Linked DNA regions of Homo sapiens: region 2 is linked to region 1. The links are chromatin loops, found by intact Hi-C in ENCODE. Cell type or tissue: B cell. All regions are shown on one strand.

Evidence for each region. Hi-C counts contacts between places; a loop is a spot of excess contacts. Peaks named below come from ENCODE experiments on the same cell type or tissue, not always from the same donor. Only the 100,000 strongest peaks of a DNase experiment are listed, where the experiment ranks them.
Region 2: a loop joins it to region 1, with 31 times the contacts of the local background. A loop is called at or near these places in 9 of 110 quality-filtered maps.

The regions. Positions count from the first base shown.
Region 1 is chr14:60,182,572-60,186,571 of GRCh38, reverse strand. No RefSeq gene overlaps it. Among named protein-coding and RNA genes, the nearest start is that of DHRS7, 19 kb to the right of the region's middle. In B cell, CTCF peaks have their summits at 1,848 and 2,050 (motif pointing right); DNase peaks (open chromatin) are centred at 2,071 and 3,161; H3K4me3 peaks cover 800 bases; H3K27ac peaks cover 1,235 bases.
Region 2 is chr14:59,125,276-59,129,275 of GRCh38, reverse strand. No RefSeq gene overlaps it. Among named protein-coding and RNA genes, the nearest start is that of DAAM1, 61 kb to the left of the region's middle. In B cell, CTCF peaks have their summits at 1,745 and 1,954 (motif pointing left); a DNase peak (open chromatin) is centred at 1,935.

The sequences.
Region 1 (4,000 bases):
ATTACAGGTGTGAGCCATCTCACCTAGCCCATGTAGCATTCTTCACATCACTCCTGACTGTTGTTCAATTGGTTCAGAATCTATAGAGGAAAGGGATGAGATGAACATTTAAGAAACTCCAAGCCAGGCACCATGACACACGCCTGTAATGCCAGTGCTTTGAGAAGCCGAAGTAGGAGGATTGGAGGCCAGGAGTTTGAGACCAGCCTGGGCAATGTAATGAGATCCTGTTGCTACAAAAAATATAATTTACATAATTAGCAGGGGGTAGTAACATACTCCTATAGTCCCAGCTACTGGGAAGGCTGACCTGGGAGAATGGCTTGAGCCTAGGAGATCCAGGCTGCAGTGAATTATGATGAGGCCACTGCACTCCAGCCCAGCGACACAGCAAGACCCTGTCTCTAAAAAATAAATAACAAATACATACATATAGCTAAAATAAAACAAAAGAAACTCCAACACGTTTATGTGGTCATTGATTCATTTATACTACAAATGTTTTCCAGCATTTTCATGTGGCAGGTACATTGATATAACTTAGGGATAAAACTTTGAATCATATATAATTCTCTGTTCTAAAAGTACTTACAGCCCAGTGGGAAAGAGAAACAAGTCACAACAATATGGTATAACTAGCTGTCTAATAGACATATATATGGGGCGCTTGGGAACATGGGAGTAGAACAAGAACTTAGTCTGTGAGGGGCAAAGAAATCCAGATTCTTCCCAGGAGAGGTGACACCTGAACTGTCTTGAAGACAGAGTAGAAGTTTTGCAAGCATATATGGAGGTGAGCAGGAACATGGAATCTGGGGTGGTGCTCAAACTTATGGCTTGGACAACCATGTGAATAGTGGGGGTAGTAATTAGGGACGAAGAGGTAGAGAGAGAGAGAGTTTTGGATGTGTTGCTTGGAAATGATGGCCTGTGTGTGTCACCTGGAGTTGTGTAGTAGCCATATATGGCAGATACTGTATTAAGTGATTTCTATGCTTTATTTCATTTAATTTCTCCCAAACTGTATGAATTATATACAATTACCTCCACCTTACAGATAAGGAAAGCAAGGCTTTTCTCAAGGCCACACAGTGGCAGAGCTGCAATTTGAATGCAGGTGTGTCTATGCCAAAGCCCATATTCTTTCCAGGATCTGAAGCTGTTTCTGGGCTAGATGATAGAGGTCGGGGCTGAAGAGTCTGGGTTGCAGATGCTTAACCCAGAAATGATGACTCACTCATTTGCATTTGCATTTGCCTTGTTGCAACTGCGACTAGATGTTCTTGTTATAGTAATTTACATCACATGATTTAATTTATACTTGTTATTCTTCTTTTTTTGTAATGTGAGAGCTAAGTGTGCAGTGGTATCTTTTTATTACTGTTTATTTTTTCTTACCTTATATGTCGAAATTTAAGCCGCAATTCAGTCAGTTTTAATGCTATTAACAGTTTGCTGGCTGACTCCCAACCAACCACAATTTAATCTGCTTTGATAGGAGCATACCATTTTCACAGGCAGAAGAACCGATCATTGTAGTCAACCCAGCTCACAGCTTAAATGTGGTCTCAAGAAGATAAAAAGTTTATTCCATGAGCTAGAACTAGCATATGCATTATAAAAACTGCAGCTAGTGATGCCACAAAGAAAGCATTTATTTGAGTTTATTTTTGAAGCTGCCAAAGTAGAAAAACAGTCTGCTTTCACTCTGACCAGAATTGTCCCTCTCTTCTAATATCTCTCTCTCTAGCTTTTCCTCATCTCTATCTGCATCTCTTGGTTTCTCTGACTCTGTCTTTTCCTTCTTTGTTAACATGTTGGAATTCATTGTTTAAACTTATAATTCTCAAAACTAGAAAATCAAGGCCTCTTTTGGAAGAGGAAAATGTTATCCAACCAGATTAATAGGCATAGGGGAATATCCAAACAGCTGGAATGTCCTGGTTTTCATGTACCTTTCATTGAAATTAAGAAAAAATATCCAAAATTCTACATAAATCATGTTGGATGCAACGAATGAGTAACAAATACAAATCATCCAGTAGAGGGCGATGCTGACTTATTTATGGGTGCCTTCGGTAGAAAATGCAAATTAAGTAATAAAAGACTTTTCTTGACGTAAATTGTTCAACCAACATGCAGATCAGATGATTCTTAATGCAGTAAAATCATATAAATTCACATTTAATTGAATCAGATCTTGTGATAATTTGCTCAAAGACTGAATTAAATAATAGTTTTTAAATGCCCTGGGGTGAGAATTAATGAATCTGCTTTCACTTTTCCTTTAAACCTGGGGCTCTGTGGCCTTTAGAAAGCCTTTTAAGCTCTCCGAGCCTCATTTTTCTCACCTAGAAAATGACACATTTGGCCCAGATAGAGGGTAAATTCCCTTTTGCTTTAAGAAGCACTTATTCTGTGAACCAGTATGTTAAGCACATTAATTCTGTAAAAGAGATTTTCTGGGGAAGTTTAAAGTGGTAATTTCCAAGTCTTACTCCTCATCAGAATCACTGAAGTAGTCTCATTCCAAAGCCTTTGCAGGACTTTCCAGGAAATAAAGGGGACCAGATTGTGAGTGGTGTGGGAGAACACATATATCACTGGCTCTCCTGAGCCTTCAACTTTTATACACTTAAGAAGAAGTTCTGATGTCATACCAAGAAAGCAGTTTGAGTTCAAAATAGACATTTGATGTACATCAGGACATCAGAGGGCAGTAATTGTCTAGTGCTCATGTAGCTCATCTAGTTACTAGTGCTCGTGGAGCTGGTTCTTCCCTCCTTTCTGAGTCATGGAAGACTATACCTGCCAGCCTCCTTGCTTGCATTCTCACACAGAACTTTTTCTGTAAAAAGCCAGATAGTAAATATATTATTCTTTATGAATCATATGGTCCCTGTAACAATAATCAACTCTAGTGTTGTCATGCAAAAACAGCTGTATCAGTTGTCTATACCTTGTAACAATTTACCCAAAGTTTGGTGGCATAAAATAGCACACATTTATTATCTCAGTTTCTGTGGTTCAAAATCCTGGCATAAACTAGCAGGGTTCTCTGCTTCATGGTCTCTCACAAGGCTATAATCAAGGTGTAGGCCAGCCGTATGGTCTCTTAAGAAGGCTCAACTGGGAAAAGATCTGATTTGAAGCTCACTTATGTGGTTGTTGATTGGATTCATAGAGTGTTTGAGTGAGAGCCTTGATTCCTTGTTAGTAGAGGCCACTTTCAGTTCCTTGCCTGTGGGCCTTGCACACATGGCAGCTTGCTGCATCCATGCTTGCAAGCTGAGAAGGCGAGAGTGAGAGAATAATAGCAAGAGGAGGTCACAGTCTTTTCAAATTGAACCACAGAAATGACACCCCATCATTTTTTTCCCCGAGATGGGGTCTTGTTATGTTTCCCAGGCTGAAGTGTAGTGGCTATTCAGTGGTGTTATCATAGTGCACTATAGCCTTGAACTACCTGACTCAAGAAATCCTCCCACCTCAGCCTCCTCAGTAGCTGGGACTACAGATGCATGCAACCATATCCAGTTTCCCATCACTTTTGCTCTATTGTATTTGTTAGAAGCAAGTGACTAGATCCAGCCCCCATTGAAACAGGAGAATTGCATAAGGACGTGAATATTAAGGGAGAGGGATCCATGTCAGGAGATACCTAACACAGCAGCCATGGACAGTATAACAATGAGTGGGCAAAAATGTGTTCCTATAAAACTTTATTTACAGAAAAAGGCAGCTAGAGTAATGTCAGCAAAAATGGTAGAGTAGGTAGCTCCCAGAGCATGTCTCTCCACAGAAAAATCAAAAACTGAAGCAAAAACTCTCAGAATCAAGTTTGTGAGAATTCTGTAAAACAGACAAAAAAATTTACATCTCCAAAAGTGAATACTGAATGAAGAAAAAGGGAACTAAAGTGGTAAGCTATCAAACAGAGTAAAAATGTAACCAGCAAATGGAAGAAAATATTTGCAAATCATATATCTGATAATGGATT
Region 2 (4,000 bases), 1.1 Mb after region 1:
AGTGAATCCCTTTCTCTGGCTTTCTCATTTAGCTCATGTTTCCAGGATCAAAGCATCATAAATAACCAATGATGAAAAACACCACCTAAACATCAAGAGACAATTTCCATAAACGTTCACATTAAAAATGCATGATTGGTATGAAGATTTAATTGTAGCCACAGTGTAGTTTCTGTCTTTTGCTGCGGTCATATTTTCCTTTGTGTTGTCTGTGCTATTTAACTTTGAAGCCCACTAAAGATGAAAAATGGGCATTCATGGAGCAGGCGCATATGGCTTTAGCTGTTCGGTGGTGGATCTGGCGTTTTCCCCTCTGTGGCATCAGCCTTTGTGTTCTCAGCAATGAACTTTAATAAAACAACCTAAAATCTGAGAGATGGTGGAGAGAAGAGAAAGCAGTAGATGTAAGCTGACTCTAGTATTTGTTTTGTCTGTAAATGTGGTAAAATAGACTAATGCACAACTAACCACTCCTCCTATCCCCACTATGTCATTTCCAGAGATATGTAAAATTGTGTCAGAGATATTCAGTTAATGAGCTTTCTGAGTCATGGTAGTAATATAGACGTGGTGTTCATACAGTGACTTTCATTTAATCACAACCAAACAAGAACCCTTGCATGATAGAGAAAAAGACCCTACAATAGACTACTGATTACTATTATTATTGTTGTTGTTGTTGTTTAGGCAAGCTGAGGAGAATATAAAGAATACTAACCCTTCTTTTTTATAACATATTAGTAAACATACTAAAATGTAGTTGTGAAATGGTTAAAGTTGTGGGGAATATAAGCAATATAAGCCTTTTTATTCTTTTTTTTTTTTTTTTTTTAATATTGGCTACTGGCCGGGCACGGTGGCTCACGCCTGTAATCCCAGCACTTTGGGAGGCCGAAGCAGGCGGATCATGAGGTCAGGAGATCGAGACTATCCTGGCTAACACAGTGAAACCCCGTCTCTACTAAAAATACAAAAAAATTAGCCAGGCGTGGTGGCGGACACCTGTAGTCCCAGCTACTAGGGAGGCTGAGGCAGGAGAATGGCTTGAACCCCGAAGGCAGAGCTTGCAGTGAGCCAAGATCGCGCCACTGCACTCCAGCCTGGGCGACAGAGCAAGACTCCATCCCAAAAAAAAAAAAAAAAAAAAAAAAGGTTGGCTACAAAATTTTGTTCAATGTAGATAGGCTGCTGGGGTTTCTGTGGGAAATGTCACATTGTCTAGTAAGCCTTGGGAGAATTGCAAGGCTCAAGTCAGGCATCCTACCAAGATCTCAGAGTTCAGAACTATTTGGCTCTCAGGGAAGAAGGGTTGAGAAATGTCCCCCTGGTTTCCGCTGGGAAAGGGCTACCTCAAGACTTGTTTTCTTTGCCTTCCAGCGCCAGAAATGTAAAGTGCTGAGATACTTCAAGTCAAAGAAGTGAAAGGGGTAAATAAAGCATGTCCATGATAGGCTAAGGATGAATAGAGACCTAAGGGTTAGATGGGAATTGACTAGTTTAGTGTCTAAGAGGAGGAAAGATCTAGAAGCACCTAATTAGATTGGGGCCAGGAATTTCAAATGAGAGACATTCTGATGATTTTATGAATATAGTTTTTCTTCCCAGGTATATCCCAAATTCCTTAAAGGCTTAGGTCCTTTATTTCCATTTGTCTTCTACATAGAACTTCAGCAGGAAAACTTGCACAAAGTGATGATCAATACATTTCTGTCAACTCATATTATACTTTAAAAGAAAATTATTTTGATGACGTTTTACCTCTGTGTATATTTTGGGAATTATTTGATATGAATCTTGCAGTAGATTGAGACCATATTGTTAATTGTAAATGGTATGTGTGAATTAATTATAGAATGGGTCAAGAAATAACCTCACCTAGTTTTTAATCCTGACATTCTAGAGCCTGTCTGACCTGTGAGATGTTTGGAGAAACAACACTGCCACCTTCTGGTAGATACATGTCATCTTTCTCTCTGCCCACCATTGGCACCCTGGCTCACCCACGTTTACATTAATAAAACCAAGTCTAAATAAAATCTTCGATAATAAGGCTGAAGATCAAAGGTCTGGAAAGAAGGCCTCCAGCTTGTACTTTTTTTTGGAAAGGGTTATGATTTTGCTATCAGAGAAAATCTTATCCCAGGCCTACTGTGATGTGATATTATCTTTAAGACTTAACTACTTTACTGGGTTATTCTAATAGACCTTCAAATGACCAGGAATGCTCCAGCCTTAGAGCTGGGGATGATGGGAGTAGTTGGAGCAAGAGTGTGGGGAAAAATTCACAGACATGTTGTGTCAGCCATGAAAAAACAAATGGGTGAGTAAACTGCCTAAGTGATGAACAGGTGAACAGAATTTTCCACCCTGCATTTTTGGATTGGTAGTTTATCTTGTTTGGTGTTAAATGTTTGTAGTCATGGTTACGTGACTAGTTCACTGGAAACCCATGTAGACCCACAGTTTTCTAGAGTGGGGCATATAGTAGGTGTCAATAAGAACTAGTTACATTAATTAATAAATGAGAACATATCTTTGCTTTTTTTTTTTTTGGGACGTAGTCTCACTGTGTCACCCAGGCTGGAGTGCAGTGGCGCAATCTCGGCTCACTGTAACCACCTACTGGGATCAAGCAATTTGCCTGCCTCAGCCTCCAGAGTAGCTGGGATTACAGGTCCATGCCACCACGCCTGGCTAATTTTTTGTATTTTTAGTAGAGACAGGGTCTCACCATGTTGGCCAGGCTGGTCAACTCCTGACCTCAGGTGATCTGCCCACCTCAGCCTCCCAAAGTGCTGGGATTACAGATCTTTGCTTTTATATTTCATCTCTGAAATACTCTCCTGAGAATGAGGCTGGAGAGAGTAAATTTTAATTTTCCTAATCTTTCTTGCTCATTCCCCAATCCAAACCCTACGGCAACTGCTCATAAACGTAGGTCAGTGCTAAAGAATTAGTTCTATTGATTTTTTTCACCACTTGATCCATGTTAGGAAACAAAATTAGCTGGGTGTGGTGGCACACGCTTGTAATCCCAGCTACTTGGAGGCTGAGACAGGAGAATCATTTAGAACTCGGGAGATGGAGGTTGCAGTGAGCTGAGATCTTGCCACTGCACGAACAATTGCTTGGGTGACAAAGGGAGACTCCGTCTCCAAAAAAAAAAAAAAAAAAAAAAAAAAAAAGACATTGGAATAAACAAAACAAGATTGATCAGGATTAATGTTTTTTCAAGGTAATGTTCCAGGTAATGCTATAACCACTGGGGATTATGTTCCTATCCAAATATGCACCTTTGTCTTTGACTAGGCTATTTTATAATTTTGTAGGGATCAAAGTTAACTTGTACAAAACTGATAGCAATGCAAATATGCCCATAGGCATATAAATAAATTCTGTCCAGTGGAAAGTTAATTGACTCCTCCCTGTCCACACACACAAAAGCACCAATTTTGTTTCCATTTGCAAATCCATTTCACTCTTCCTGATCTATAAATGTCTCTGCTTTTTGGCTTTCTCTGAACCTGTTGTTAATGAAGTCTTATTCTCTCAATCACCATGCAATTGAGCTATGGGATTTCATGTTGAGTTATTAGCTTCTACTATTATTTTACCTGTTACCTCATTTAATTAATGAGTTAAATGAAAGTTTGACATAAGCATGTTTTATATTTGCATGAGAATCATGATTGTTCCTCCTCCCATCCCCAAAGATCCTTCAACACCCAATATTAAGTAACAAGCTGAAGGAGAAGTCTGGGGGACTTTTCTTACTTGGTTTTTATGGGAGTTACATCATTGGTAATCCGAAGTTTTGTTCCCTTGCCCTCCCTGAAGTAAAGGGTGCAACTGAGAGTGACTGAGACTACCCACCTTCCCACGTGGTCTTCCCGTGTGATCACTCACTTGGTGAACCTGTGTTTGTGCAAAGCATTTCTGAAACTCCTCTGCTGAAAGTACCTACAAAATCTGCTGCAGAGTCTTCAGATTTGCAGCATTG